Regions from separate parts of the Mus musculus genome. Here region 2 is linked to region 1. A link is a loop called in an ENCODE intact Hi-C map of the cell type or tissue named here. Cell type or tissue: left cerebral cortex. All regions are shown on one strand. Each heading gives the region's core, and the rest is flanking DNA. Links, peaks and the distances in the headings are about the cores only. Region 1 overlaps Ptprn2 (protein tyrosine phosphatase, receptor type, N polypeptide 2). Region 2 overlaps Ptprn2 (protein tyrosine phosphatase, receptor type, N polypeptide 2).

Region 1 (16,509 bases), core at 9,107-11,606:
TATCCCACCAGGAGCAGAGCATTATCCTTCCCCCCAAGCTTCTAGGCTGCCTGTGCTACATGCTCAGTGATCATATACACTCAGTATCACAGCTCCTCCGTGCTGTGCGCTTTCCCTCGGCCCCATAGCAAGGAGGGTATGCCATGACCTGCTTGGATGAATCTTTCAGTAAGGGAGGGAAACAATCCTGTTGCCAAGATCAGTTTGTCATACATGGATTTATCATTAAGCTCTGTCATAGGTGTGTGTAGAGGAAGCAGGACACACAGAGGATCCAGTCTTGTCTGAGGGTAACAGGCAGCTGACCTACACAATGCATGCAGTAAACATGAGCTCTAAACGCATGAACACTTCCAGAACCAGGGACGCAGGCGAGGAACACAACAGACTCCTAGACCAAACCACTGTGACAGTGATGTGTTTGCAGAGACTTCTTGATTCTCCACAGTCTTTGACTTGGGATTTGATATGTCAATTCATTTGTCTCTTCTGCTACCTGAGAACTTGTGGTGTTCAGGCCCCACACTTGCATACACATAACCTGACACAGGCAGTTTCCTGGGCAGTGCAAATGAAGGAAGTATGAACAGAGAGGGAGGTTCTGATGTGTGCACTACTGCAGATCCCCACCGGAGTATGTGGGGCCTGGAAGGGAGTGCAGAGGTGGAGAGATGCAGCTGGACTCAGTACACGTGGCTGGTAGAACTCTAACACTGGCCAATGTGCTAGATGGAAGGAACCCAAAGAAGGAACTAACATAGTCCAAGGCTGAACAGTTAAAAGCTGGGGAACACCAGGGAAGAACAGATGTGGGAAGAACGGAAGTGCCCCCATTGTAGCTGGTCACAGAGAACATCATTGAGAACAAATGTGAAGAAAGAAGCAGGTGAGGTCAAGGGTTTGGATTGAGCTGCTGGGCACCCAGGCAGAGGTAGCTATGGAGACCAATAAGCAGATGTCTGACTATGATCCTGAGTATCTTTCATGGCTCACCTCCTATAACACTACCCTGACTCAGCCAACTTCCCACAAAGTATTGGTCCAGGTCTGAGTTTTTAAACAGCTCCTGTTTAAACAGGAAAGTGACAGAGTGTCCCATGAGCCCATCAAGGCCAGGATAGTTGAGCTGTAACCTCCCACTGCCCTATTCTAGGCTAGTCACACTGTTCTTTCTGGAGGCCACCACACTATGTTGGAGTGGGTTCTGGGTCTAACCTCAGCTATCTAAAAATATGCCAACAGGCCAGACCTGAGAGAAAGCCAGCATGCTGCACACACACACACACACATGCACACATGCATACACATACACACACCAAACAGCATACACAGAGCACACAAATACATTACATAGGTACTATTTACACACTTATGCATCACATACCACCCATACATTTACCACATGTATATATCCAACACACACACACACACTCACACACACACACACACACACCAGTACCCCAAGACTTGTCAGAAAGACTGATTATCAGGGAAGAGGCATGGGACCCACCAGGCATCTAGATCGTCGAGGATCTGCCACACAACCTTCTGAGATTTCTTGGTGTAGGGATATGGGTAGTGGGGAACCCCATCAAGGGACCTACCCACAGGGTCAGGACCACTATCCATAGGGAGTCAGCTCCCTGGGTAGCACCTCACCTAGGCAGCTCTCCCAGCTCAGTGTGCCAGCAGAGGGACTCCATTAAGTTGTCCCTATTGTAATTCAGATTACAGAAGCGACTTCTGCACATTCTTTCAGGTTAAAATATCAGGGATAAAGAGAAGAGGCAAAATTACTCCACTGTCGCTACGTGCTTAATTATATGGAATGCTGCATAAATTGTCAAGTGCAAAGAATTATTCTGATAAATTAAAATACTAATTAAATAGGCTATTGCAGAATTTTGAGAACATTACAGGGTTCCGCTTCTTCAGGTAATTTGCATATCCTTCATCTAGTGAATTTAATTTTAAAGGACTTCTTTTTAGTGTTTGGAAACCCTTTTTGTCTCGCGTGAAGATAAAAATGGGCTTTCTGCTTTGCTGTCTGCCTCGGTGAAAGCGGTTTCTTTCGTTGCCCCCATGCCGTGCTGGCTCACTGGTCGGCTTTCATCATGCATGCTAGCTCCAAGTCCAAAGCTTAACAAAAACAAGAACTCAGATGAAATTCGAACATGTGGCTGAGCAAGACATCCCCAAGAGTTGGGCAGTCGGAATGAAAACAAGATAGGTTGTGCTCTGACCTTAATATACACCATGGCAAGAGATTCCCCCCACTAAATGGATAAGTTAATAAATATAATAAACATTTTTAAATAAGCAAAAATTACAAAGGTAAACAAACAGAAAGGCTGGGGTACTTAAGATAAATTCTTTAACATAAGCATAACAAGGAAAAAGGCAAAATCGTCCCTCTTCTATTGTCTACACCGATGAGAGCCTTCCAAGCACAGCACAGGGAAGGACCAGACATGGGTGGGGAACTGAAGCCAGAGACGTGACACAGATCACAAAAGAGCTCATCCGCAGAGCTGGGACAGAGGGGACAGGAGACAGAAGGGATTTCTCTGGGGAAGTGCAGTCGTAAAGCTTCTGGAACATGGCTGTCCTTCTAAATCCTGCTTACCTGCCACCTCCTCAGGCCACCAAGGGCTTCCTGATGACAATGCTGCTTCCTGAGGGAGCTAGAGAGTTGGGCTTTGATGCCTGGTGTGAACAGAGATTGTGGTAAGGGTGACTAAACAGATAGGGGGTGTGGCTACTGTGGTCATCAGAGCTCTCAGGGAAGCTTCTCCCACCCAGGGCTCAGAGCTGGATGCCCATCCACGTTTACAGTTACCCAATCAAGATACTTAACTGCTCCTGATGCCCTGGAGCTAAAAAAAGAGTCATTCAAATGTGTCAACAGGGAGACATTACTAAGCAGAGCAATGAAACCAGGAACCACAGGAACCAACAGAAGGCAGAAGCAGGCCCCTTCGTGGGGTCTGTTTTGCACCTACTGTCTAGACCTTTCTGTTTGCTTGCTTGGCCTTTCATGTGGAAACAAAGAAGGCTTATCCACAGGGAGGCAGCCATCCTGGTGCATTCTGGGTAAAAAGCCTAGGAACACTTCAGAGTAAATTGACCAAATACAGGCGTTCTTCCCCAGCTGCATATAGACTGGGAAACACGTGTGACCTCTCCTAGGAAGGAAGATGGTTATCCACTGTCTCCCTACATAATTCTCACAGCCATTCACAGAGCAAACCCTGAGGAGAGTGAAGCATTGTAGGCTGAGCCACATGTTAGGGACTACAGACTGATGCTCAGGGTTCCCTAACTTAGATGCTAGGTATGAGAAGCTTGGACCCTCACTTCATAATAAAGGCACTGAAGACTCAGAGTAGAAAGCAAGACTGTTTTGTTTTATGACTTTGCAGAGCCAGACAGGAGCCCAGAATGGTGGGCACTGTGGCTGAACACAGAGAACCCAGTTCCCGTCCTCCCTTTCTTCTTTGGCTGAGTTATCAGGAAGGCTCAGCCTTACACATCATCTAGGACTTACTTTACCTTCTGATGCTTAACATTTCTCTATTTCTTAATAGACCATATGTAGGTTCATCTCTATATGTTTTAATTGTTTTAAAGCTTATCAGGACTATGAGAGTGTCATCTCTGCAGGTCTCCAGGAAAACTCGCCTGTTAGTAATTTTCTACTCTAACTTTTACTTGGGTATAGGGAGCTAGACCAACAGAGATGAACAGGGGACCAGTGTTTTCTGTTCAACTGTAGCTGAACTATACTGGCTCAAGGTAAATTTGAAAATAGGCCTTTTTTCTTTTTTAAAATTTCTTAGAAGTTATAGATCCTCTCTATACTGAGAGCTGAGCCATGGTGGGTGGAGTCTGGATAGGGGACTATTTACCAAACATGAATGTGACTGACTCCATAGTTTAGGGCAAGTATCTTGGGAATAATCTTACCTGAGACTTTTAAGACATAAAGTGGCAAGATGTTGGTAGAAGGGTGGGGAGGCTCTTCCAGAGATGCCAAGTATGAGAGAGAAATCTAAATAAACCCTGTATCCTGAGCATGAAGACAGTGCCATCAGGAAGCACCAGAGGCCCTGACTGGTGACCAAGCAGACCAACCTATTCCAGTACAGCTGGGCCACTGATCAGTGGTAAACAGAGTTCAGATGTGAGAACCAAGATAGCAGTATACATGGGATTCCACAGACTGCTCAGATGGTCTTGTGGGACAGAAAGCTGTGTCGTTATTCAAAGATATCCCATCTCATAAAGGCTTTGAACTGTCTGTGTGCTGAGTAGGTCAAAACCTCCTTCTCAGGAGACCTCAAGGCACTTATGAAAAACAAAACACCCTGTTTCATCATGAAAGGTTTCCCAGAACCTTCTATCTGGAGTATCAATGGCTCCTACTGGAGCCCCACCCATTCTACCTGGTTCTCTACCCCTCTACCTAGTGGCCCTATCCCCTCTACTTGGTCTACCTAATACTCTACTCCTTCCACCAGAAGCCTCCCCTCCACATAGCTTGACAGCTAGCTGGTCCAGGGTTTAACAACTGTTCAACTGCTCTTCGCTTTCTCGAAATTTTGATGAGTGACTCCTTCTTTCAGGTCTGAATAGCAGATCTTTAGAATGGACTGTCTTCCCAGACTGTCAGAGCAAGTCTCAGACTCCCAGGTTTTGAGAATGGCTACGCTCTATAAATCAATGCTCTGGTAGGCCAGTGAGGGTGTTCCTCTTTATAGATTGTCACAGACCCTAAGGACAGAAGCTATAGATGACAGTGGCTTGTGACCCAGAGCTCAGAAATACAGTCCCTTTCCCCAGTAGTACACTTGCTGAGAATCCTCTGTCCTGTTTGTGGAGTAGAGAAGGGAGCCTATAGTCTGGGTGGCTTCAAGGGTTTAGCAAGGGAAACTGTGAACAGAGCCTGCCTTGGAGCTCGGCTGAAACAAGTGTTCAGAGGATGCTTTACTGTTGTTTATTTACTTCATCATTTAGATTACAGCACATACCTGCTGTTAGTTTGAGAATCGACCAGGAGGTCCTTCTTTCCTTCCTCCCTTCTCCTCCTCTTCCTCCTCTTCCTCCTCATCTTCCTCTTCTTCTTGCTCTTCTTGCTCTTCTTGTTCTTCTTGTTCTTCTTGCTCTTCCTCCTCCTCTTCCTCCTCTACCTCTTCCTCCTCTTCTTCTCCTCCTTCTTCTTTGGGCAGGTAGTCCAGGCTTTTTTCAAGCTCGCTATGTAACAACTGATCCTGTTGGCTCCACTTAGAGCTCTCTGCCCTCTACCAACTGGACTACATCCCAGCCTGGCTCTGTACTTCTAAAACTTCACCTGCGCTTTCATGAGCAGACTGCCAAGTCAAATGACATCTCACCCACCTGTCTATGGCCCTGAACTGGCCAGACTGTACTCATAAAGGCCAGAGGGGCAGGAAGCATGCCTAAAGCACAACTGTGTGCTGGTCAGGTAGTTAGAAAGGTACCAAGCTCTGAATGGCAAAGCAGGGTCTCTGCCCTGAAAAGCCATGGATGAGCTGTGCAGCTCTCCCCTGTAGGGTCTAAGCACATGTGGTCATGCACTGAAAGTGGTTTGCCGAACAGTAGTGGCTGAGAGCCTGAGAGGCCACTCGGCCAATCAAGCCGTAACAGATGCTTTGTAATTGCTTGTGGTTGCTCATATTGTTGACTGAATTTGTTCAGGCTTATTTATCAAAAGCCATGCTTGCATATACAGCAAACAGAAATTTCCAGATTGGCCAAATTGAATTCCCGATGTACTTTCACACCTAGAGCATTTATCTGTGGTTTTCCAGGACAATGTTTCCAGGCCTCAGAGGTGATGGTGGTTCACTTCTTGCAGCCTTACAGGCAGGGCATCCTGGGGTGGCCTTTCAGCTAGCTCCCTCCAGAAGGAAGAATTGCTTCCTCAGCCTGGGCTGCTTCTGTAACTAAACTTTCCCTCAAGCAGCCACCCAGATAGCTCTGTGACACTTTTCCATGCCAAGGCGACACTATGGAGCCACAGAGACACTGTCCACCAGGCCTAAGATAATCACCTGCCTTCTAGGAAGATCTGGCTGGCCCTGGGCTAGATTATTCAGCTTAGTCATGTATTGGCTGACTGCTTTCTATATAATCTCTAACTCTGAAATCTTTGTTCTCTAGCAAGAACTGGAGTGTTTACGAATTCCATCTTTAGGTCCTTGGTCAGCCTACTTAGAGTTGCTGTTAACCCACTCCACATAGCCACCAGGCATTACAAGAGATTTGCAAACCCATCATTTTATACCTCAAGGAACAGGCTCTTGCCATCCAAGTTTTAAACCTGTGTGGTCACTTGCCCCACATCATGCCACCACCTGAAGGGATCCTAAAGTTCCCCATCCCTACCCTGGATTTCTTTATGTCCACCTCACTCTTTCTGCACAGCCAGGATTGCCTACGTGTAAAAACGAATGTCCATTTGTTAAAGGGAGAATTTTTTTTCTATAAGACAGTCCCTAGAGGTAGAGAAGGCAGGTAGGCTATAATGGGATATTGTTTGTACATCTCTCAAAGACATAATTCCATTAGCCAAGATCCATGCAGGTAATCACAGCTGATCCTTTCTTGTTATCTCATTCTGTATTAACAGCAATTGCAGTGCTCTCTCCATTCATGGGTCTTTCAGTAAAATTCTAGGTTTTCTTTTCTTCTGGTTTTTATTTCCAAAATGACAGGAGATTTATCCAAAAGAATATTTCTACTAAATCATAAGCCAGGGTCAATTGCCTCGTGACATACTTCCTCTCTGGGAAGCGGGGGCAGCTGTGTCTGCTGCCCTGGCATTGCAACGGCTAAGACTTCATTTACATCTGCTAATTGTTTCCCCGAGCTCATTCCTCCTGGCATCATATCAAATAGAATTTGTTCTCTGAAAGTCTTCCTCATGTGAAGTCGGGAGCAGATAAAGGTGGGCTTTTATTGAAACAAAACTATCATGTTTTGATGTTTCTGATGGGGACGTGGATTAAAAGGGAGTGAAGTAAGGCCTGGATCCTGTGATGTAAACAGACAGGCAGCTTTTTCCAAGTGCATGGGGTGCTAGTAACAAAACATTATTTCCCAATGGGTATATGCATAGACATACATGTAACATTACACCATTTTAAAATAAGAACTTCAAGTTTGCAGAGTGTGTTTACATACAATTTCCCATCAAATCCTCAAGGACCAGAGATTGCCTAGCATGGCATGCCTTCTAAGATGGCGTAGAAAGTATAGAGAGGTGCTTTGCTGAGGCAGACCAGATACTGAGTGGGACATGGGGTTCTCCATGTCCATGTCCCCCCTGTTGCTCAACATAGCATCTCCATGAAGTCAGACGGCTCAAACAGTTGTTTGAGAGAATTCATCAGTAGAGAACACTCTCCGATATCCCACCCTTCTCTATGCTGACGTTCTTTTGATTTTTCTTTTTCTTCTCACAGCTGACAACAAAGACCAGCTGGAGAAGGCAACTGGACTGACAATCCTTCAAAGTGGAATCAGGCCGGTGAGTAGGTTGAGGAGTATCCTTATAAGAGATGGATGCCCTCACGCCCACCAGGTGTCTCAGTGCTGGCTGGCTGGTGAAATTCAAGAGCATAGGTTTGGCTCATTGTGTGGCTAATCCACGTAGCGTCTTGTTGGCTCAGCTGGTAGGAGATCGGTCCTCCCAGTGTTTATAGATGCTGACTAATGGTGTAGGCAAATGTGACTACTTATGTTATGCCTTTGAAATCATAGTTTTGTATCTCCCCAAGAAAAATCTATCACAAACCAAACAGGAAACTCCAGGAAAGATGATGATGTATAGGACTTAAATTATTGAAAATGAGTTAGTTCCTGGAAATCACTCTTTCCTTGGGAATTTGGTGTCTTTGTTACTTAGACATGTGTGTTTAAACAAAGGTGCAGAGCTATGAATCTGTCCTTGAAGTGACTTGATGCTGTCAGACTCTTTGGTGTCCAGCCATTGCCTCGCTGCAACCAGACACTATGTCTTCTCTGTGCCTGCTGGTGGCTGCTCTCTTGGCCAACTGACAGTGTAATGAAGTGCACATGTAACAGTGACTGAGGTTCCTCCTGGGAGCTGCATGTAGCCACTCACAAGTCAGCGTGGACCAAAGCCAATCTATGCTCTTGTGTCTGAAATTCAGATTTCACAGCACTTGCCATTAAAGTTAATTAAGTATTAAGGAGTGCTTGTTTGTAAGTGTTCCCCGCTATATACATTGGCTTGTCCTTACGGAACCACTTAGAGACTCAAAGCTGCTTTGCAGAGGCTCTGATTCTGCAACCAGGTCTTTGGCTTCTGGAGCCAGTAGCTGTTTAATTGGTGGCTGTTCTCAGAGACCTGGACTTCCTGGAAGCTCTTAAGAGGGCTTGAGTGCCTGGGGGCGCCTTAGTTATTGACAGCAGAGTGAGAGAGTCTATAACTGATAGAAACTTCTCAAAGGACATTCTAAGAGCCTGACAAATGTCACTCTTCTCTGTGTGTTCTTGAGGCTATGCTGGATGAGCAGAGCAGGTGACAGCTGAAGACACTCTGATTATTTACTGTTTCTTTAACAGCCAGTGAAGTGGAAGGAAGGAAGAAGCCAAATGTCTTGGGGCTTCAGATCTCCTATATCTAAATGAGGGACAGTGGCCATGTCAGAGAGAACAGTGTGGTGTGGAGACTGGACAGTGGGCACTTAGATGTTACTGCCTGCCTCTAGCTGAGGACAAGTTTATGTGCTGGGGGCTATTTCCAGTTCAGTTTCTTCTTTGGGGAGAAATGGTGGCATCCAGCCATTGAGAGCAACCCACATTCAGGCAGCACTCATTGGTATGGCCCAGTTTCAGAAAATGTAGACACCGTGAGTTGAGTGTGTAAGCCACTCAGGAACAGGCAGCAGGTGCATAAGACCCCACTTCACACGGGAGGCCACGGTGTGATTCATGCGTTTGGTTGCTGAATACCTCATCCCTTATTGCAGTGTGGCCTCCGGCTGCTCCAGGGCAGTCAGGATGCACAGTGGGCCAACCCCATTGCTTAAGATAGACCTGGTTCTCAAGCATTTTCCAAGCTTTTCTTGGCTTCTTTCATAAGACCCACACTCTCATACCCTACCCTGAGCCTGAGGATTGGCTCTGCAGTGGCCTGTTCAGAACACAGCTGCTTGTTCTGGGGTGGAGAGGTTGGAAAGCTGTGTTCTCATCCTCCTTATGACCCCACCTTACAGGCTCTGGCCTCCAGCACTTTCCTTCTACCAAGGAATCTAGGCTTTCTCTCTGGTTGCCTGTGTGTTCACCATAAATATCTGTTTCCATTCTGCAGTGATGCCTTTAGAGTAGTCTTTCTTCTTACCTTGTGGCTCCATGTTCTATGCTGCTCTACAGGTAGTTAGTGTCTCTACCTCAGTCTACCTCATGGTAAACAGTCTACCTCATGGTTCTGTATCCTCTACTGTAGCATAGGTCAGTCTACCTTGGAAGAGCTTGTGCAGGTTTTCTTCGATAGCAGATATAAAATGTCTGGACAGAGTTAGCAGGAGGAGACTCCCCATTGACCTCAGCCTCACCGTTCTGCCATGCTAGTCACCTTTGCTCCTGAGATTCAAGCCAGCAGCCCTCAGAAGAGCTCAGCCTGCTGCCACGGTGCTTCCTGGAGATAGCCCCTTATCCCAAATATCTATTTTATAATCCCTTGCTTCAACCAGCAGCCACTTTGAAAGCTGGTGCCTCTTGAACCTTTAGCGTTGGCTGGTATCACTGCCGTGGCCTTGAGCCCAGCTCTCCACATGTTTCCTTGGCATATCCCTTGCCAGCTCTAGGCTGGAAGCTGCTCTGACAGGCAGAGAACATTTACAGTAGCAAAATGGGAGGAAAGGATTCAAGCTGAGAAAATTTTTAGAAACCTAATCATATCTTTTTCCTAATTTTAACTCTCTCATCCAGTAAGCCTGGTCTTGATGAATTTTTTTCTTTCTTTTCTTTCTTTCTTTTTTTTTTTTTTTTTCTTTTAGCGTATTTCGAATTCTTTTGATTCCTGACTCTGGAATGTAAAGCAGAGTGTGATTGCTAGAAATCTAGCAGCATTTACAGATCTGCTCCAGGCACTTGTAATTCACACGTGTGATGACAGATAGCAGAATTAGAACCTTTTAAGCCAAATAGAAATATCTCAAAACAAAATTTACAGGAAATGAGGAGATTGTGGTGCACACACGCATCCCGAATAGATGGGTGGTATTTTGATGTATTTCGAAATCTAATTTCTGACACCTTGAAAACTTTTCACATTTTAGTCACATTAATGAAGCTGTGTTTCCTCCAGAGGACAATTATAATAGCCCTGAAGAAAAGCTCAGAATGTGCTGAGAAACCAGCCTAGAAAGTTTTCCACCAGGCATGGGTCCCCCTCATTATGGAGTGGGGCTGCTTCTAGTTCTGATGCTAGCCATAAACAGCCTTGAAGCTTATCTGCCCAACCTTGAAGGCAGACAGAACAGACTATCTGGCCCAGCATCACCATGGTGGCCTTAAAGACCACAGCAGGGAGGAGTCCAAGAGCAGTGCTTGTGGGGGAAGGGGCAAGAGCTACTCTGGTGGAACTGAGCTCCTCCTGCTGGAGAGAGGCTTCCCACTCAGTGGAGTGGCTGAGACCAGATGTGGGTTCTCAGGAACCTCTCCAAAAAGTTTCCAGACCTCTTCTAAGAGTCAAGGAGGTTTGCCTGTGCAAGCTCAATAACTGTTCTTCACAGACATCCAAACCCCTGTAACCATCCCTGTGCCTCTGATGCTCCTGCTACTCAGAGCTTAAGGAAGAATTTTGTTCAAAGGAAGGGACTGTATGCTTTCAAATAAGTCCATCTTCCATGTCCATTGGAAACCCCAAGAGTTCTTGGGGTGCTTCTGCCCCACAAACTACTGGGGCTCTCCTAAAGCACACCCTGGCTGAGACCCTGTGTAGGGGATCCATGGTTGCAAAGAAAAAGCACGAGGTGTGAGGAAGTGATATGGGGAAGCAGCCTCATTTTCTCCAAATCCCACCTTACCATACTCTGTTGATGGAAGTGTTGTAGCTTTAAGCCTCTTTCATCAAAAATCCCAGCCCAGGGCTATTGAGAAGGCTCAGTGGATAAAGCCAGTTGCTGTCAAACTTGATAATCTGAATTTAGTCCCTGGGTCCTACATGGTGGGATAGGCAGCTGTCTCCCACAGGCTGTCCTCAAACCTCCATATATGTATCGTGGCATGTGTCCATGCATGCACATTCACACATGCAATAAATGAATAAGTAAACAAACATGTCCAGTCCAGTGGCTCTAGATGGCTAAGAGGAGCTTGGGTCCTGAAATAATATTTGGGCCAAATCAAATGGGAGAGCCATTGTGCGGCGGGGCCCTCTGTGCCAAAAACATAAAGCCTGATCTTTTGATTTAGAGTTTGAACTTGCAGCATTTATGTAAGGAGTCCACTCGCCAAGCAGAGAAATGAGAGGAATAAAAAGCTTTATGAAAGAAGAAAGAGTTGGAAGAAAGGAGGGGGAGTCTTAAAATATAAAACTGGAGGAAGGTGATGATTGTAGTGCAATAAATCAGGAGAATTCTGTGATTTCCTTGAAATCACTAAAAGAAAGAACTCTGCCTGTAAGGTGGCTGCATGTATATATATTGCTGACTTTAAAACAACCATATATACATGTGCAGACACATTGGTGCCTTTAAGGCAGCAATACATACACATGCAGACACTTTGCTGCTCACAGGCCAGGCATCCTGTGGTGAGGTTGGAGGTTGTAAGTTTGTTCTTCAGTATCTTTTGGCCTATTCCTTTGAAATCATTAGAGATTCAAGATGCCGCAAACTGGACTAGAGAATCCCTACATAACACTCACCTAGCAGGTTTCCCCTTGGATCCATGAATATAATTGTAGGGCGTCAGTAAAAACAGGAGATTTTTACTATGTGGAGTGTGTGCAGCAGCCCTGAGTCAGTAGTATCACACTGTACCATCTACATAAAGATGGCATACAACTGTACTAAGTGACAACACATCCACACCAACGTGAGCAGGCAGCCCTGGAGATGGTAAAGTCACCTGGGTCTCCACTGACTCTGATAGACTGTGACACTGGTGTCCTTGGCCATCATGTATCTGTGTCCACCCCACAGGGTGTGTTGTTCCTAGGCAGAGCACAGTACGCGATGAAAACCACCCCTGACCTTCGGTGAAGGTTGCACGTAGATAAATGTCAAGGATGATAAGCACTGGGAGTCATCGGCAGAGGCAGGACAGGCCTGTGGTGAAGTGGGTGCTTGTGCACCCTGATGTGGGAGGAGCTCAGGGAAACCCTTCACACAGCTGGTTGCATGGAGGAGATCAGCATTGTCAGTGAACCTGTAAATAGGAGGGGATTCTGCAAGCCTGGGGTCTTGGGTATGTATGAGACAGTGGTCCAGCCTTGCTGGGTTCCAGGCTCCAATCTAGTGTCCATCACCTTCACCTAGTCCTCCTTGCTACTTATATCCTGTGACTATTCGAGTAATGGTCCCTGGGAAGTATGTGCTGTGGTTCCCACATGGAATGTGGTGTGGCTGAGTGACAGTGATTCGGCAATGTCCTGTGCTGCTGTCAGCGATGCCACTGTGGTAACAGTCCCACCATGCCCTTCTTGCTCCTTTGGTTCATTTTGTTTTGACTCTGTAAGCCAAACGTGCAGGTGTCATTTCTGGGCAATAGAATCGCTGCTTTTCCTTGGGTGGCCATCGTCTCTACCATGGGTAGCTCAGCCTGCCTGTAGGTATTCAGAAGAGCCACGGGAGCAACCAACGTGTGTCCAAGCATGTATAAGAAGGGGGTGAGGTGTGAGTGGAGTGGCAAATACAGATGTGGCAGGCATTCGAGTGAAGGTCGCCGGGGTCTGGGTTCCAGATGTTCTTGTTGCCATGTCTGATCACATATGCCAGGAGGCCCTGCAGAGAAATGAGAATGTGTGCTTGCCTCATGCACACTCCCTCACCCCCGTTAGCCCATGGATCATCTGGGAACAAGCTTGCTATGATCACAGTGTAGAGTGCTGTGCCCTAGGCGTCACAGGCCCTCTGAGAACCTGGGGAAACCACAGGTTCCACAGGCATTCCCCAGGACACCAGAAGCCCCTTCTGTTCCCCACTGGGGGTTCCCAGTGGGGACAGGGAAGGAGCCATGTCCTGACTCCTTGGGGACACACACTGCCCTTGGGATAGGGAATAGGGTGCTCTTGTTTCTCTTCTGCAGGACCCTCATTGGCATTCCATGCACATTCACCTCATTTTATTCTAATCTGCATTTCTTGACAAAGGAAGCGGATTTTTTTTCCCTCTTAAATGCAAAAGTGCACAGGCCTGAGAAAAGACTGTTGACTTGTCAGGACTCCTAATTTGTGTTTGAAAAGGAAAATCTGCATGAAATTGCATTAAATATCTGGGGCCCCATCTCGCTTTTCCGTGTTCAGCTCCTTCACAGCCCTCATGAGTGGTAAGCAGACTAGACAGAAGTTGAGGTTCCCAGCAGCCTGTCCATTCCTGGGCTCAGGGAGCAGATATTCAGCTCTGACTTCACAAACCTGAGGCTAACAGCTCTTCACCTCCCGCCTCCACTGCTCTACACGGCAAAGAAAACTGCACCAACATTCGTCCCACTGTACTTGCCGTTTGCACAAATATGAACTTACAGTGAATACCTTTCTCTCCTGAACCACCGCCGAGAGCACCAAGCTCACATGGGCCTTTCATGCTCCCCTGTGATTCGGAGGCAGAGAGCAACTATATGATGTAGCAGTTGCCATAGTAACAAATTCAATTTTTATTCAATATCAAAGTAAATAGTCACGTAAAATGAAGTAAGTTGCATCAGACGGTGGCTACCCGCTCTTCTCTCTTTCCTAACAATTTCATATGCTTTTTTGAAAAAAAAAATTGCATAATGTATATTTCAACTGCAGTGACATGACTTACTGGCTACCTGGCCCAGGGTTGACAATGTTTGCCTTTCTCACCTTGAGAAGCAGAGGAACCACCCTGGCTAGTGTCTTCATGGGCAGGATGGCTCCTGGCTCCTGTGAGACCATGGAGCCTATGAGCTTGGGAGCAGAAGGTGATTTTCATTTAACAAGCTGAGGTCTGGAGAGGTGGCAAGCACTCAGTCTGTTCAGAAAGCCTCCTGTGGTGCTTCTAGCCAAAGGCACACAAGCTGACCTGCATCACCCACTCACACCCTGCTCATATCACCTACCTGCTGCACTCTGGTAAAGAGACCATCTTGCCCTATAACATATGGGAGTATGCCCGCTTGAGGGTCCACCTGTAAACTGGCAAGTGCTCTCCAACAGACAGATAGGTGTGTGCCTACCTAAACACTCCACCGCAACTGCTATACTTATGCTCCTTGTCAGCAGGTGTCACTGAAAGGCCACTGAACACAGAAGTCATCGAGGACCTTGGCCTAGCATGTCATTGTTACTTCTGCCCCTAGCAAAGCCAGACACTTCAATAACCATAAACACACATCAGTTCTCGCCTAGCTCATGTGGCCTACCAAGAGGAGCACAGTCTCCATGGCATAGAAAAAGTCCCTGCTTGCCTTTGTGATTAGAAAATAAAGACAAGAAAGCCTCACACTACAGCACGACCTGTCCCTCTACACTGCTTTTACTAGGACACCCAGGGGCCCAATGTAGCCACTCATGTCAGCCTCCTGGACTCTCATTCCAGCAGACTCTACCCTCTTAATTACAGAAGATAGGAACTTATTAGTAAACCGTGATATTCCATGTGTTCCTGCAAATTGCTCTCCTGCTCCATCTGTTCGGTCATGGCTGGCTCTGCTTACCCATTTCCAGGGTCTCCTACAACTGAAGGTCAATTTGACCTGTCTCCCAGAAACACAGTACTGTTTTCTGAGTATCAGGGTCCCAGCGATGCTAAGCAGAATACCACAACCTAGGTGAAGTTGCTCAGCAGAAAGCTACTCCCGCAGTCTTAGAAACTAGAATTTCAGTGTAGAGGGGCCCATCTTGCTCTGACATATTTAGGGAAAACCCACTTTGGGTAATTTGCACTCTAATGATCCCCTTGTAATGCTTAACCTTGATATCCACATTGACTAGACTGAAAGACTCCTACGAGATTTGTAAGGCACATCTCTCAGCATGCTCTTGAGGGTATTTCCAGGGGGGCTTAGATTATGAGGGCTGTGACCTAATCCGTGGATGATTGATCAATCCACTGATAAAGTCAAATCTGAATGGAGTATTGAGAAGAGCTGGAACTGTGGAAGGTCGGTCCTGGAAGAAGGAAATAGGGGTAACTGGCTCTTTCCTGTAATTCATTAAGTGAAGAGCAGCCTTGGATGGTCAGCCTTACTCCAGGCGAGCCTGTGACCATGACTTGACCTTCTAGAAACCATGAGCCTAAGGAAGCTCCTCTCTCTTTATGTTGTTTACATTGGGCATTTTGTAAAAGCTATGAGAAAAGTAATTAATATAGCACTCCTTAGCTTGTGGATGCATATCCACAAGCTCTGCCTCCCTACATTGCAATGTGGGTATCTGTGTATCTGTATCCTTTCTTATTAAGAAAACTCTATGTTGGATTTAGGGTATAGCCTACCCTATATGACTTTATTGTAATATGATTACACCTGCCAAAGTCCTGCTTCCACACAAGTTTAGGTAGAAGGGTTAGAGCATTTTTTTTTTGAAAAGATATTAATCAACCCATAGTACGCAGGAGTCAGAGATGCCCCAGTCCTGTCTAGAAATGACAGTGTCAGTGGCTGGTTGGCCTACAGCTGAACATTTCTCCCATGTGAATGTGGTATGCTTAAGTTTCTTAAGTGGCTCTAAACTCAAGTTGTGTCTCATTTCTCCAACATGTCATTCTCTAACAAACATATACCTGTTACAGACCTAACCATCTGTCCCATTGACTCTAAACATTTTAAAGCTCCACCATCAGAGTACATATGAAAAAATAAGATGAAATATAAAGAAAGTTATAAGAATGGGAAGGGGAGAGAAGAGGGAGGGTGAGAAATAGGGAGCAGGGGAGAAACAACAGAAATTCTATTTGACGATGCCAAAATAAATCCCAATTCTTTATAAGCCGATAACATTTTTAAATGATAATTAATTGAAATTATGTGTTTCTGTGATTTACTTTAAACTATTAGAAGTCTGTGAGTAAAGTATTTTAGTATCTTTCTCATTCTTACCAAAGACAGGTATAAGTGGTGACAGTTTCAGCCCTGTATCTAGAAGGTGGCCTAAGCAGCAGATACTCACCCTTGCCTAAGTCTAGAGGCTGAAATCTAATATTGAGGTACATACAGAGGTTCCTATAAGTTCCCTGAGGCCTCTCTCCTTGCTCATAGATGACATTGTCCCCATGTCCTCTAATGGCAATCACTTTATAAGAGTCCTAATCCCTTCTTTTAAGAGCT
Region 2 (16,509 bases), core at 6,217-8,716, 380 kb before region 1:
CTTCATGTGTAGGATATTGAATCATGGTGCTGGGGAAATGTCCTCAGAAATCCTTACAGGTTTGGATTGTGATGTGTAATTTCTATCTCCGGAAGAGGCCCTCGTTCTAAACCTGCCCCATACTCCTAAATTGACCCGGGGAGCCTTTAGAAACATTGATAGCACCTGTCTTCCAAGGTCCGAGGTCACCTTCTTATGTGCTGGGGTTGAAGGCCATTGTGGTGGAACTCAGGGGCCAGCAGGTGTGGTCCCTGCTCCTGCCCACGCCTGTGCAAGCCAGCTAGAGGAAGGGCTTCCTGGAGCAACCTGCTCTGTGCTCGTGCGTCTCTTCCAGTCAGAGGTCCCACCTGTTTCCCTGATCAGGTTGCACAGACATCAATGTTTTTCTTGGTGGTTGGGTGGGGAAATAGGGAGGATATGAACTTGGAAGCCAGAAGCTGAGGTACAGTGCATGGTCATGGAGAGAGAGGGGAAGGAGTTGTGTTGAGCTGCGCTGCTCAACCCCTGTTAAATAGAGTTGCCTCAGGAACAGGCCCATTAATTCCACCCTGTGCTTCCAACCTAGTGGAGATTCCCTTCTCCCTCCTCTCACGTGGGAGTCTAATAACGTTTCCCTTCCAACAGCTTGCTCCATTCAATTAGTGTGATGGATTTGGGGTGGATGGAAGTGTGCTGAGCGGCCCCTCCCCTTTTCACACACCTCTGCTGTTAAGTGGGAGCCCAAAGAGCAGGCCACATTGATATGGGCTTGGCAAGAGGGCAGCACGAGGCACACAATTAGGCTGGATTTAGGGCCTGGGTGTGGGCTCTGTGGCCATAAAAATGGGGGCTGCCTCAGGCTGGCACTCTGTGTGCTGCTAGCAGCTTCTGCTTAATGGGAATTCTCAGCGGGCGATTCTGATGTATTACTTACAGCTGAGCCCAGAGAGCGCTAACTTCTTTTGCAATTCTCTTTCTCACAGATGCAATTACTGGAGTGAAATTTGGTCAGGGGGATGCACAGAGATTCTATTTTAAGGTTATTTTCTCTCCTTATAGAGGAGTGGATAGTGATTGTTAACTACTCTGGCAGTGCAGCACTCCAGCCTAAAGGTGAACACTCCCCGCTGCTGGCCCCTTTGCCTTAAGCGCGTGGCTTTGTGTGGCTTGGCATGATGGCAATCCTTTCTCATGTCCTGTCAGCTCACTGCATGCCAGGGTGTGGATGAAGTTGGTACCAAGTGGCTGCTTGTGTGTTCTGCTTCAGGCTGCCCTCTGATTCTCTGAGTTTCTCTGTCTGACTCTCCTCCGTTTGCCTGAACTTGGTATTCTGAGTTGCTCAGACTTTGCTGTATCACCTCCGTGTGGCCCAACTTAGGTGTCCCCTGGGAAGGCCTAGCCTGAGTATTTGGAGGAAGCCCAGGGTGGAAAGCGCTGAGTTAAGACTACCACGTCCAGGTGTTCTGAGCGGCACAGCTGTGTGGCGCCTTCTTGCTTCGGATGATTCAAGTTCAGAGACTTGTGGATCTGAACTGAGGATATATCTCAAACCACAGAGGCCCTTTCCCTGGGCCTTCTTTAGGAAAACAGGGGGAAAGGTGTGATACAGGCACTTTTTGACAACCTGTGTGATTTCTGGGAGAGGTATGAGCCCTACTGGGCTCTAGCAGGAAAGGTCCAGGGACAAGTCTCATCTACCTGTGAGCTACAGATCCAGATCCAGGGTGGGTATGAGTGACTTCCCAACTCGGTGGATGAGTCTTCTTATTAGATCCAGTGTTAGGTCCCTGTGTTCTATTTGCTTAAATATGCAATTCGTTTACTTATCCTGTGTTTGGATGTATATGTCAAGTTAACCGTAGAGTAAGTTTGAACATACTCTAGAAACTAAACAGAATCACTTTGTGTGATTCTTCTTCTGGTATCCTCTTGCCCCCAACTCATTACAAAGGAGACAAAGGATTGCTTTACATTCTGAACACAACTTTGGTTCATACTTGGCATCTTCACTGTGGATTTTCCTATAGATCCTCAATCATGTTAAAATGAAGGTCTACTCTTATGAGGTAAGGAAGGTAATGTGACAGTCACGTGGAGCCAGGTCCTTGTCTCCAAGTCAGTATGCACATGACCTTAGTGTGTGACCCCATGGATAAGATATATCTGCTGTGCTGAGTTTACAGGGGAGGAGCCTGAAAGGGTTCCATGATGTCCTCAGGACCATATCGTGAATCTGATCAAGCCCCATCACCTGAACAGTCAGCCCTTGAAATCATGGGGTAGCCTGACCTCTGAAGAGAGTTCTCACCTGAAGTAGGCAGCATGGGGAGGATAATGTGATGCTTCTACCAGATGTGGTGGTAGACCAGCTGGCATCTGAGGTCCCTGTTTCCCAGTAAAAACTCAGACTAGGAGGAGACAGAATTGGCTGCTGGCTCACCTGATGGCCTTTTAGGGTCTGAAGGAACCAGCAATGTGCCTTTCAGCCCCAGCAGCCATTGATTGCTGGTGATATGGTCAGGCTATTGATTGCTGGTGATATGGTCAGGCTATTGATTGCTGGTGACATGGTCAGGCTATTGATTGCTGGTGACATGGTCAGGCTATTGATTGCTGGTGATATGGTCAGGCTATTGATTGCTGGTGATATGGTCAGGCTATTGATTGCTGGTGATATGGTCAGGCTATTGATTGCTGGTGATATGGTCAGGCTATTGATTGCTGGTGATATGGTCAGGCTATTGATTGCTGGTGACATGGTCAGGCTGTTGATGCTCTGCCTGGTCATGATTGGTGAGTGCTTTGGCTAAAGTTGGTCAGGTGCCTTGGAAGACTTGGTTGCTTGACACCTCTGTCCTATCCCTCAGAGGCTGGAGAAGTAGCTGTGCCATGGAGGTGGCTGCTATATAGCCCCAACTCAGATTCGGAGTATTCTCAGGCGTGTAACCATTTAAAGGTGACTCTCAGCAGGCACTGGGCTGGTGCAAGAAATTCTTTATTTTATGTATTTTTTTAAAGAATGAGTGTCCCCTGACTGAATGTATGAAAATCCACTAACAGTCAACACACCAGTCAGCATAGGCAACTTGCCACTAGCACAGGGGTTATTTGAGGGTGACATTCAGAGGTAGCCACAGCTTTAATGTTTGTGGCCTTTTTAGAGCTTTTAACCCATGATAGCACCTGGCCCCTGAATCTACGTCAACCCACAACAGCTCTTGGTCCGTGGGTCTAGAAGGACATAAGCTTGCCACTATGGGTTCTACTTGCAGACACAAAGCTCAGCCCACACTGCTGCTGCTTGCCTGGTCCACTTGGACCTGCGCAGTCAGTGTTACATGAGTGAAGGTGACTCTTACTCTCAGGCAAGCAAATTCAAAAAGGAAAACTGATGAAGATCCTTAACTTACTCTCAACAAAGGAAAACATGAGTGTGTTCATCTGGGACATACTTATTCTTTAGTGACAAAAAGTCCTCTCCAGGCATAGGAATGTGGTTCAGCTGGTAGAGTTCTTGGCTAGCATGCACAAAGCTCTGGTTGGATGCTTCTTACCACGTAAAACTGTTGTGGTGGCACATGCCTGTAATTGTGGTGGCACATGCCTGTAATCCTAGCACTCTGGAGGTGAAGGCAGCATATCAGGATACTGCAGGCCATTCTATGTCACTTAGAAAGTTGTAGCCAGCCAAGTCTACATGAACCCATTTCAAAGTATAGAGAAGAAAGTTCTCAATAGTTAGCTACAGGTAGCCACGCTAGGAAGAGGGGAGAAAGGCATTAAAGGCACATGGCCTCAGGGCTCCCTGGAACAGCTGAGCTGCATGGACTCAGAAGTAGGCACTAGGACCGGTTCCCCCAAACTTTGGAAAGCAAGTGCATAAAGCCAGCTTAGGAAGACACCAGTTTTTCCCTTTTTGAAAAACCAAACTGTTTTTAGAGAGGTGATATCAAATTTCTTAAAAACCACCTTCTTCTACCCTTAAAATATTTACCAGAACCTTCAGTATTTGCTGGACTCTATATGTTCTGTGAGGGCTGCTCTTTCCTCCTGGAGTGTCAGAGGGATGATAATCAGCCAGGTCATCACTTAGAGACACTATGGAGGTCCTCAGCCCGCCCTGGCTCTCTGCAGAGGGCAAGCTCATGTCTCATACATTGCCATTTGCTCAACATAAGGCACCTGCAGGTTTCTACTGTTTACAGTGTAGACTCTGTACTATACCTTTACAGTATGGAGAAGTGTGTGAAGGCTTCAGAAAAGCCTGCCTGGATCTCCTCTCCTTCTCCCCTCTTCTCTCCTTGGTAATTCATTGTCCTAACAAGGGCTCAGCCATCCATCTCCAGCTCCTATCTTTTTTAGGTATAGTTTGGCAGCCCTGAGCCTAGCAGGTGGCACTTCCACCTGCAGGTAGATCCATAGGATCTTTGTCTTCTATAAGTCCCCCTTTGACACCATACAAGAGCTCTGAGATCATGTGTGGAGACTGGTTTAGGGTTATGGTCTTTGTAGGCCTTTTTATTAAGTAGAAGAAAAGTGATTTCCAGAATGGTCTCATGGTATGACAATTAATATTGTTTCTTTAAAAATAATGTTCACAGTAACAGTGTTTCAAATGGTGTTGTGATAGAAGAGACAAACACAAAGTTACTCTGCAAGCACAGAGTTCCTGGGAGAGATGCTTCCCACTGCATTGTCCAATTGACCTATTGGACCCACTGTTGTGTTTTATAAAAAGAAAGAGAAGAGCCAGGGAGATGTTTGGTGCAGGCACGGTATGATGGGAGGGGGTGCTTCTGCAGGCCCATTCTGAGGCATCCCTTCCCCCTGAGGTACCAGCCACATGAAGGTATAGTATAGAATAGAGTTTATTTAGGGCATAGGGAGGGGACTTGAGGGGGTAGTAGAGAGAGAGAGAGAGAGAGAGAGAGAGAGAGAGAGACAGAGAGAGAGGCCATGAGCATATAGAGAGGGAAGAGGGGAATGGGAAGAGACAGAGAGGAGGGTAAGGGAGCAAGAGAAGAGAAGAGAAGAGAAGAGAGCAAGAGAGTGAGGAGGGGACAAGCAGCCTCTTTTATAGTGAGTCAGGCTTACCTGGCTTTTGACAGGTAACTGTGGGGCGGAGCCTAAATGACATGCCAATACCCACTCTCCTTTTCTTTTCTTGAGGCTGAGTTGTTGCTGTAGCCAAGTTACAAAGAGAGTCATGGATTTAAAGAGGGTTGCAGACAGAGGAACCCCAATCTGTGCACTCTCTTTCCTGATCATTTGGAATTTCCCTGTGCTCATCGAATGACTCATTTTATTAATTTGATTTGGTGACACTCAGTAATAAACGTCAACTTTCAGGAACTCATATTTAGCATCTAATTCTGGTGAGGGGACACTAATGTCAGTATCCTCCACGTCTATGTTTCCCTTGGTGAGAAAGAAAGATGCACGGCAACTCTTCTTGCCCTTGTCTTCAAACTTGACTTAAGATTCCACTCTGGGTCAGCTCTGCTAACCTGCCCTTTGTGATCTGCCCAGGAAGAGGCAGTTGTGCCTTTTTCTTTTGGTTTATTGAGATTAGAAGACATATCATACTACCTTGGGTTGATTTTGCATTCAGTCCCACAGACATGCAGGGTGTGTGTCTTTATGTCTTTAGGTTTTCTGTGCCTGGCATGAAGGTATTTTTATCCAGCCCTGATAGCCACCAGATGTCAGTATAGCTGAGCAAACAGACTTCTCTGACAAAGGTGGCAGAGCAGGTGGTGGCTCTATCAGCTGGGTCCAGGTGAGGTTTGCTTCTTGCCCCAAGGGAATTTGCACAGAGCTGAAGCTCTGCAGGAACTCCAATGGCTTATATGATGGGAGACACTGATTTTCACTGTGTGGTCCCCAAGTGAACTGGTGGCAGTTCTCCAGATGTCTAATTCTGCAGCTTCATATTTTAGAAGATGCAGGGAGGATTGCAGACTAGGCTATGATGCCATCTGCATGGCTTAGGGCCCAGGACTTTGAAGACCAAATTTATCTTTGCCCACAGGACAATTTCCTATCTTGTTGGTGTTCCTGGGGGCCTTTGCATATAGTCTGAAGACCTCCAGCTCATCATTGCCCCAGCCAGAGGCCAAGCATTCTCTCTATCAGGGCCCTTTGCAGACTAGACACTGTCCTATGTGAACGATATTTACTCCCATCTTGTAGCTGAGGGAAGTAGAGTCATTTGCCTCTGGTCTCAGGCTCCCATCTGATGACTGTCTGCAGAAAAAAAGAAAAAGAAAAAAAGACAGAACAAAACAAAAACAAACAAAAAAAACCCAAAAACCCAAGCCATGGTATAATTCTAGAACTAAAGTCTCAAACCAGGCTCCCTTTTTCTGCATCTGTTCTGCAACTGTGTGGCTGCTTTGTGAGCAGGGGTTGGGGGGTTCCAAAGGTGTGTGAATAAGCAGAGCAGGACACAAATTTTGGATAGTTGTTGGCACTACGAGTAGATAAGTAGCTACCCAGGAGTGTGACTGGATGAAGAGACCCTCGAAGGCTGCTCTAAATCTGTGTCCACCTGGCTGGGGAAGAGTTGTCCGGGAGAATTTTCTCCTTGGGGACCTAGAGGTCACTAGGCAGCATTCCTCTTCTATGGTCACAAGGACAAACCAAAGCTCAGTTCCACTGAAGCCCCACCCCTCCCAGTTCCCACCTGAAGTAACTGATGAGTTCATTGGGCTTACTCACAAGCATGGGCGTATGACAGGACCCTAGTGTGTTCCAGGGTAAGCTTCCCTTCTCTCCATGAAACACACCACAAGTCTCAGATGTGGGGGTTCTCTTTGAGACTATTATTTATGATCTTAGTGTAGGGTATGCTGCTTTACTGTTGGAAAGGTATTCCCAAGTCTCACGAGTCTAAGTCTTCCCATGTACCTGCAAGCCACCCCATAACACAGCAGGCAGATCCTTCTGCCCAGTGGCAAAGGTGTGTGTGTGTGTGTGTGTGTGTGTGTGTGTGTGTGTGTTACTTGCCAGTTAGGAGCAGTGACCATGTCCTCATAGCTGTATGCTGTGTCCCTGTTAGGTATGACATTGAGACAGAAATTTCTATAGAGCCTAGGCACAGAGCAGCTGCATTCAGTGGCCTCAGTGACCTGAATAGGTAAGGTCTGGACTAAGCTATGGTTCACAGAGTTTCCTTTAACCCAGGCATCCTTTGTGGCCACTTGAGCCATTGCAGAGGGGCCTATCAGGCAGAGGGGCCTGCATTGCTGAGGTTGTTAGTTTAGGGTATGCATCTGGGAATCTTAGAGATATAGGATCTGGAGACCTGTGACATGGATCTAGGACTCTTGGGTAAATGGATACTGGAGGCAGTAGGGGGAACACACCAAGTTCTGGGGGATGGTGAAGTCCCTAGGATAGAGGTGATGTGACTACATTGAACTACTGTTCCTCAAAGAAGTCCCCAGTGTCTGCTCTGGTACTTGGCTAAATGGTGCCTAGTGTTTCTACCTAAGTCTCCCAGCAGGGGGCACAAGCACCATGAGTAAGAGACCATGTGGGATGAAATGAGATCAAGCAAGCAGCCAACATAAATAAATGCATCTGATATTGAGGGCTGCTGAAGCCCCAGCCTGACTGATCCTGGTTAGCGTCATTGCCCAAGGCATCAGGGAAACAAAAGAGACTTTTGTTTTACTCCACAGTGCCCCCTACCAGCCAACCAATCCAGTGTGTGGGGAATAAAGCTGGAGGTGAATCCCACAAAGACTAGACAGCACACAGTATCTTGGCAGGTATGCTGGTTGTGGTAGCATGGTGCTGCCGTGGGACTACCTTCCGATCTGTTGATGTCTTGAAGCTGGAAGGACTTGATGACATCATGCTAGTTCACTGGGATAGCCAGGTGTGGCCTGCTATGTGTTATGCTTCACTGTGTGAAATTAGACACTACAGGGTCGGGTGTATCCACTACACAGTACCACATATTAACTCCAAAGGTGTTGGCAGGCAGATTTACCAAAATCACAAATATGCATCACCTGTATAATAGTCAGAAGCTATGTTCCTGCAGGCTGTGGTACATAGTCTATGGAGCTTGAACTGGTTCCTTATGATCTAACTCTAGGATGCAATAGAAAACCAAACCATGCTTGGCTAGGTACTCCAAATCATATTGGGCAAAGCTGATCTTTATAAAAGGGCTCAGGTTGTACTCTTTGTAGGAATGAGACTACTATGTGCTGTTATATCTCTTGTGTGTGTGTGTGTGTGTGTGTGTGTGTGTGAGAGAGAGAGAGAGAGAGAGAGAGATGGAGAGGGAGAGAGAGAGAGAGAGAGAGAGAGAGAGAGAGAGAGAGAGAGAGGGAGACACACACACACACACACACACACACACACACACACACACACACACACACACTTGGAGTAGATACAAGGACAGCTTTCAGAAGTTGGTCTTTCCTCCTACCATGGGTTCTGAGGATCGAGTTCAGGTTGTCAAGTTTGTGTAGCAAGTATTTTTGCCCACTGAGCCATCTCTCTGACCCCTGATTGATTGATTGATTGATTGATTGATTTAATCTTGTATTGGAGAAGCCCGTTGGCTAGGGTGTTCCTGACTCCACATGCCACATATAAAGCAGTACAGGAAGAATTTGTAGCTATTCTAGGTGTCTGACCCCTTAGCCCCCAAGTCCTGCACTGCCCCCAAGGCCTATAATGTACGACTACATAGCAGCCCAAGACACTATCCCCAAAGGCCCCAAAGACCCCAAAGGCCTCAAAGGCCCTGGAAGAGGTTGCCTGATTATTTTTAAGTGACTTCAGTTATTTTGGCTAAATCATCGAAGATAGGAGAACAACTCTGACCTTAATAGGTTGAGACCACTGATAGGCTTAAGGGAGATTCTGCAGGCTTCTTATGTGCACCAGTGAAGTCAGCAAGGAGGAGGGTGTAGCACACATCTTCAGCGCCTGGGACTGAAAAGAGAATAATCCCTATGAGCTCAGAGCCCTCTGGGTTAATGAAAAGATCTGCATTGTGATGTGTTGGATTATTTAGGAAACTGCCATGACGGCCAGACTAGCTGCTGAGATCCTTCATCGGCTTTCCAGAGGACATCTCAAGGTGAAAATCGGCTGCAAGCAGGCCCAGGTGGCTGGGTGATTAAAGATGGCTTTAGTCTGCTTAGAGAGGGACAGGCCCGGGGCGTGCAATCCAAACCACCTCAGGGACTCTAAATAGGAGGCAGACCAACTCCACTACCATAACAGTACTCAGTGAATGATGCTATGTTGTATATACTCTATCTGAGATCATGACTCTCCCACTATGGACCAATGATGAGTGGTGGGGACCTAACAGCTTACTCAGAGAGCAGCTTGGTGCAGACTGTACAATATGGGGCTGGGATGGTTGGTTAATCTTCATTAACAGTTTGGCAGGATTTAGAACCACTCAGAAGACGTACTTCCCTGGACATTTCCAGAGAGTAGTTTTACTGAAGAGTATATTTGAAGGGGACACAGTAAAGAAAAGAATGTGGTGGTTGCTCCCTTGAGGGAATGTTTTTGTTGTACACACAAGAGAGAGCAAAATCTCTAGAGGCATCTTGAAGAGTCCAGAGCAGAGAGAAAACCAAAACAAAATAAAAAACCCAAAACCCAAAACCCCAAAAACAAACAAACAAACAAAGCCAAAACAGCCTGGGCACAGCCAGGGCTTGGGAGAATATCAGGAACAGTAGATATGCTGAGATAGCAGAGAGTAGCCAGAGAGAAGAGTAGAGAGTAGTAGGTTTTGGGGCAATAAGGAGTAGCTGAGTAGAGAGAAGCTCAAGAACTGGATCAGGCCTAGGAGTTTAGGGTAGAGGAGATGGGTGTGATAGGGACCAGAATGCTAGTGTGGAATTTGAAAGGTGTAATATCTACTTGTGAATGAGGACTGTAGGAGCCTGGAGACCAGCATGGACTTTGATATGAGAGGTGCCATAGGTATATGTCAATGGAGAGCCAAGGCCATGGTGAGGCAGCCCCATGGTCCATATGGCTTAGGGTCTCTAGCCAATGAATGTCCTGGCTTGTCATTGATGACCTTCTCCACAAGAGACAGTGGCATGAGGGTCTTCTAAGTCTGTGCCAGGAGGTTTACAGTAGACTTCAGCTCAAATGTCCCCTTCTGATTTGGGTGCCACATTAATGAAAAATACCGGATTCCCACACAGTTCCATGACAATTGATCCCTAATGATTTCATTGAAGCCATCATGGTATTTAATCTTAGTTAGGGTTTCTATTGCTATGATGAAACACTATGGCCAAAGCATCTTGGGAAGGAAAGGGCTTACTCACCTTATTCCTCCATATTGCTGTTCTTCATAAAAAGAAATCAGGACAGGAACTCAAGCAAGGCAGGAACCTGGAGGCAGGAGCTAATGCAGAGGCCATGGAGGGGTGCTATTTATTGGCTTGCTCTTCATGGCTTGCTCTGCCTGCTTTCTTATAGAACCCAGAACCACCAGTCCAGGGGAGGCACCATCCACAATGGGCTAGGCCCTCCCACATCAATTATTAATTAAGAAAATGCTTTATAGCTCAATTTCATGTTGACACTTTCTCAACTGAAGTTCACTTCTCTCACATGACTTTAGCTTGTGTCAAGTTGACAAAATCATCAACACACAAACGCAATGATTCAGTGGGAAAAGTGCTTGCTGTGTGAGGATCCGAGTTTGGATCCTCAGAACCCATGGAAAAGCTGGGCATGGAGATCTACATTGTAACTCCAGGGCTTGTGGTGGAGGCTGGGAGCTTGCTGGCCAGCTGGTCTCAAATTAGTGAGCTCCTGGTTCAATGAAAGACCCTGTCTCAAAAAATATGGTGGGGAAAGACATAGAAAGATGCTCTACATTGACTTCTGGCTTCCACATGAACATGCACCCCAAACATGTGTATGCACATGCACACACACACACACACACACACACACACACACAAACACACACCACACTACAAACCAACATCTGGCTTCTTGATAGTAGAGATCAAGCTTGTGGTATCGTAGCTAAATTCATCTGGGCTTCAAAGCTGCTGGCAAAGGCTCAAAGGACACCGTTCATGGACCAACCAGACCAAAAGGCTCATGACGTCTGTGAGAAAAGAACTCTTACTGGTGGAACTAAAACTGCTTCCTTGTCTCTGTACTTATCCTGACTGTAGTCAGTCTCCACCTGCCCACCTGCAAGCATTCGTATGGGTTCATGCACTGATCAACCTCACTGGGCTCCTTCTGGATTTCCCTGTGTGAATGGCAACTAATTGTGTCTAAAGCCAAAGGACAGCTCAATCAGATCTTGAGAGCCTCCAGGTATGCAGTGTATAAGCCCCAGGCACTGTGACTCTGGTGGGTTATGAGTGAAGCTGGTACTCTGGTGAGCCATTTCTAGCTCAACTTGGCTCAGCCAATGGTGTGATGAAGAAGATGGACAAGAGGTAGCTGCCTCAGGAACCTGTGTACTTCCCTAAGCCAGAATCCTGATGGGCGAATCAACTGCACCATGCTATGATGACCCACAGACTTGCGACCCTGGCTGAGATATCTGAATGGTAAAAAGTCAGGAGAAAGGCATGAGTAGTGGGGGCCCAATGTGCGAGCCCTCTTCCCCAGCATGAGTGGACATGCTGTATGTGGAGTGTAATGGGGGAGTTCACTGCTTTCTCCTGGTGTCAAAGATGCATCTGTTTCTCTGCATGGAGTCCACGAAGGGAATAGCACACATGAATCCTATGGCCCTGACCTTAGCAGGGCATCTCTCAGTTTGCTGTTAGTTAGGTCTGATCTCAAGTGTGGCCAGTTGTCTGCTATTCAGACCTGTCTGATGCCCTCTGAGCTCATCTCTTGGTTTTCTTCTTTCTTGATTGTAACATGCCACTTACTCTTCCACCACTGTATTGCCATGAGAGGCCTGGGAAGATGTTCTTTCCTTCTGCCCTGCCTCACAGTGATCCTTTGGTGTGTTTACAGTGGGGCAAAGCAGGGAGTGTCCACATGGCCACTGTGTGGTACTATCCTTCTTTGCTAAGCCTATCCTTCACTTTGGGCAGCCTTATTCCAGAGATGTATTGCTCTGCTGGTCATGGCTACTAGGGTACCTCAGTGCATTCTCTGAATTATGTTCATCTTCATCAGGATGCAGAAGAAGTGAGACATCAGTAGACCCCTCTCTCCCATTCATGAGCCCTCTCTTTATTGGAGTCAATTTGGTAGCCTTGTGCAAGGTCAGAGGTTAGCTGCATCAGAAGACGTAGGTGTAATGTATGGCATTTGGGGGAAGGGCTTAAAATTACCCAACAAATATTGAGTACCCCATAGAAAACGTTGAGTGCATAGTAGTGCACATAACCTAGAACTTATCTCCATGGGGCTTGCATTCTAGGGGGCCATTTTGATTTTCCTAATGCAAAGCTACTCTACTGAGAGTGTGGGAATTTCAGTCAGGCGTGACAGTAGAAGTAGGAGCCTCTCTTAGCCTAGGGTTGCAGTTTTGAGTGAGTTTACCATTTAGGATATAGGTGAACCTGTGCATAGAGGTTACATTCCTAACCCAACCTCTTTAGCATGACCCTGAGATGTGCTCCTCCTAGTGGCAGGGACCCCATCCTGCAGCAGCCTTGGAGTCAGTACAGGTGTGCCTTGTCCTGCAGCTTTCTGCTCACAGAGCCCTGCAAACCTGTGTCATTGTTCTTCTCAGATTCTGGACTTTCCTGGTCCTCTCCTTTTCACATTTAGTTTTTCAGCTCCTCCCCTGCTGTTTTGGACATGGATCCTCTTCTCAAAAATCTAATCTTACCCACTATGATGACAACATTCTTGATTGTTAGGGTAACTACATCTGGAATTAACTAAAACCCAAGCTTGGTATACTTGTGAGCGATTATTTTCTTCATTAAGTGATGTTGAAGTGGGAAAGCCCACCTTTCATCTTTCGACGTGGAAGATCCACCTTTAACCTGGGCCAGGCCTTTTGCTGGCATCCTATTTAAGAACATGGAAGATGGAAGCTTTTTGTTCTTTGCCTATTGCCCCCACCCTCCCCAGCAAGACCATTCCTTCTCTGGCGTTAGAGTTTACTTCTTCGTTACTCCGGTGTATACTGAAGATCAGCTGGGACATCCAGCCTCATAGACTGAACAACTTCTGTATTCTTGGGCTTTCCATTGGTAAACATACATTGTTGGACTGGCTGGGCCACAGCCTGTAAACTCTCTCTCTCTCTCTCCCTCTCTCTCTCTCTCTCTCTCTCTCTCTCTCTCTCTCTCTCTCTCCCCCCCCCCTCTCTCTCTCTCTCTCACACACACACACACACACACACTCATTCTGTAGGTTCCTCTAGAGAACCCTGGTGAATACATTGACAATCTGGACCAATGGGCAGGAGACTGCAAGAGAACCCAGTGGCCCTGTCTGAGCTGCAGTGAATTTACATAAGCGGTCCCCAGCTTCTTATGTCCTTTTCTGGGCATCTGCTGGGCTTCCTGTCAGACACTGGGAGCCACTGTCCTTTCCATGACCCTGTCCCTTTTATTCTCCTCCTTCAGTTCCTTCCACCTGTTTTAAAGATGCCTTTCTCCACTGATATGCCTTCAGGGTACTCTACTCTGCAAAGACAAATGTCTAAAACTGTACCTCTGCCCTTCCTGCTCTTGTTCTCCCGTAGAGAACCTTAGGTCCTCCAAGACCACAGGGCCCTGTGACTACTGCTGCTGTCCAAGGTGTCTCTTCTGATGCCGAGAACCCTCCAGGTCCTCCCTGTGGGTGATTCTTGTTTTTGCTTTCCATTCTTTATCTTGGTTTGCACAAATCTTCTCTTTCAAAGCTGGGCTTTGGACATTAGCAGATGGAGTGGCATTGCTTGTCACTGGGAGAACAGCCCAAGGTTATTTTCTGCTCAGCCTTTACCTGTCAAGTGAAGCCATCGTGGTGATTTTACATGTTCTGGGAGTAGGCAGGACTGTGGGGACTGTTGGTTGGCATTTGAAGAGCTAACCTGGTACGTGCAGATCTGCTGACATGGTAGGGATGCCTCTGTCTTTGTGAAGGATACTATATGTGGGGCTCAAGGTTCATGAGAGTGACAAAAAGCCCTAAATCCTGCATCCCTGTGTGGCTGCACCCCACAGGAAAGTCTGCACTCATGGCTAGGGCCAGGAGGCTGGATTCAGTGCTGGAGGACTCTTTTTTTCAGAGCAAGGCAGGGTCAGTGACTTCAGTATCTTGTGTTTTGGATCTAATTGAAACAGAGACCAGGGGTTAATGAGCACCAACTACTTTCATTAGGTTTACATGGACTTGACCTCACAATGATGCAGGAACAACACCGATAATCAGAGACACTGGCAGCAACTGCCATACAGCAGCCTGTTGATTTTGATGGCTATAATTTTGTTATGATTCAAGAAGATTTTGCAGTTAGGTTTATGAGGAGTTTTGTGTCTGTTAAACATACAGAAATAAAGCTAAATAAAAACCTTGGAAATCTACGTAAATATGAGTGTAGAGATGGTAGGATGCCTTGGATTTCACAAAGTCTGCTCTGTCTACCTAAAGTTTGGACAAAAACTGATTCAGCCAGTTCCCTAAAAGGAACATCAATATGTTATTCCCTTTCTTTTGTCAAAGTTTATGGAATGTATAGAGTCTGTTGAGTTTCCTTGTAGTGAATATAACATCTAAATATTAAATCTCAGACTTCAGGAAGAGTCATAGATTGGACATGGTAGGTAAGGAAGGAAGTATAAATGCCCTATCTCTTGCATCCCCAGGTGGGATGATTCTAGTGCAATGGCCATTTTAGTATCTGGAACATTCCTGTGAGACTGACTATGTGCCAGGCTGTGCAGTGCTAGCTGACCTGAGAGCATATGAAAAGAAATTCAGCCTCCCTGATCTCACTTGTCCACTGTGCTTCCCCCCACCCAGGTTTTGCTGTGTGCACATGTGTGTGTACATGTGCATGTGTGTGCATGTGTGTATGTTCATATGATGTGTGGTATGTGTGTGCACATGTGTATGTGTGGGTGCATGTGCATGCATCTGTTTGCATGTGTGTTCCTGCATATATATGTGTGGTATGTGTGGTGTGTGTGGTGTGTGTGTAGTGTGTATGTGTGAATGTGTGCATGTGTGCATCCATGTGTATGTGGTATAGTGTGTGTACATGTGCATGTGTGTGTGCATTGGATAGGCTTGGGGGCAGAAATAGGAACAGAAGTTTGCCCGAGGAAGAACTCAATGTCATCTCCTTCCCCTGACACCTACCCTGGCTCATCAGGTGAACATGACTGCCACCCAGCTTTCTCTACATCTTTGTTAAATATAAGTGGACAGCCCAGGATGACTGGACACTTTGAGAAAACCTGCAGTAAAAGACAGGAGACACAGGAAAAGAAAGTGTAGAATAGAGAGAACACCGAAAGTAAATAAATACAGAGTCACAGCTCCCAGAAAAGCAGAGAGCTAGGACAGGGATCTGACAAAAATTGTAACTGTATTGGAAAACAGTGTGCGTGTGACAGGAGTGTGCTGGGTGCAATGGTGGACCGTTCGTTTCCCATACTGAGTTCTATGTAGCACTGACCTTGAAAACCCAAGAAGATACCACATGAATATGGCATTACAGACTACTGCCACTATTCTTTACCACCCAGAACCTGATGTTAAAATCTATTGATGAAGATGCCATATGTTTGAGTGAGAGGACTTGGAGAAGTCAAGCTGGCACCAACCTCGAAGTTTCTATCTATGCTGGCAAGCTTTCACAGTGCTGGAAGGTTGCATGTCTGCTCCTGGGGGAGAACAGTTATTGGCAGCCTTATCTAGCAGTGATCCCTGTGAGCTATAGCCATGACTGCCCTGTCAAGATGCACCCGCTGGTGCAATAATGGAGGAGTATTGCAGGAATAACTAACACTCTCATCTTGGGTTTAAAGTCTCCTTTACAAGTCCTCAAGTGAAACTGTGTGGTCTTTTGATGCCCTGCTTTCTAGGCAGGATGCTATTTTGATATTTAAGCCAGAGCTTACATATTATCTTTCTGGGGAAGTCAGGCAAATGTGTGAGAGATGTGAGGACAAGATGGGGTGTCAGGACTGCAGGAGGGGGTTTATGAGGTCTTTGTCCTGTTGTAGATTCTCTGTTCATGCAGCTTTGTGTGGAGTCTCTGAAGAGTGGATCCACACTGCTCACAGCTTCTAGGCAGTTTAAGGAAGAGCCATCATGAGTGGGAAGGCTCTGGAGGGTTTCTGACTGCCGTCCCCAGGTGTACAGCGTGTACACTCATATGAGCATCACTCAGAAGGAAATATGTGCATGTCTGTTTTCAGAGCCTAAGGCCTGATCAGATGAGAGAGGTCATAGACCTGTGCCCCTCAGTGGCTGAAGGCAAGTGAAAGGCCTGCTTCAGTGGCCAGCTAGGGTGGGATGCTGCTTGCTTAAAAGATGGGAATTGATGTGTCTGCCTCAGGTACATCTCGGGGCTGTTGTCCTCTGCCT

Evidence for each region. Peaks named below come from ENCODE experiments on the same cell type or tissue, not always from the same donor. Only the 100,000 strongest peaks of a DNase experiment are listed, where the experiment ranks them.
Region 2: a loop joins it to region 1, with 4 times the contacts of the local background. A loop is called at or near these places in 6 of 42 quality-filtered maps.

Annotation. Positions count from the first base shown.
Region 1 is chr12:117,015,317-117,031,825 of GRCm38, forward strand. It overlaps Ptprn2 (protein tyrosine phosphatase, receptor type, N polypeptide 2), which reads left to right. Exons shown (of 23, transcript NM_011215.2): 12 at 7,488-7,552. Among named protein-coding and RNA genes, the nearest start is that of Gm10421, 130 kb to the right of the region's middle. In left cerebral cortex, for the core only: a CTCF peak has its summit at 10,655 (motif pointing left); DNase peaks (open chromatin) are centred at 9,814 and 11,504; H3K27ac peaks cover 773 bases.
Region 2 is chr12:116,641,274-116,657,782 of GRCm38, forward strand. All of the region lies in intron 2 of Ptprn2 (protein tyrosine phosphatase, receptor type, N polypeptide 2), which reads left to right. Among named protein-coding and RNA genes, the nearest start is that of Gm31336, 110 kb to the right of the region's middle. In left cerebral cortex, for the core only: CTCF peaks have their summits at 7,486 (motif pointing right) and 7,697; a DNase peak (open chromatin) is centred at 7,496.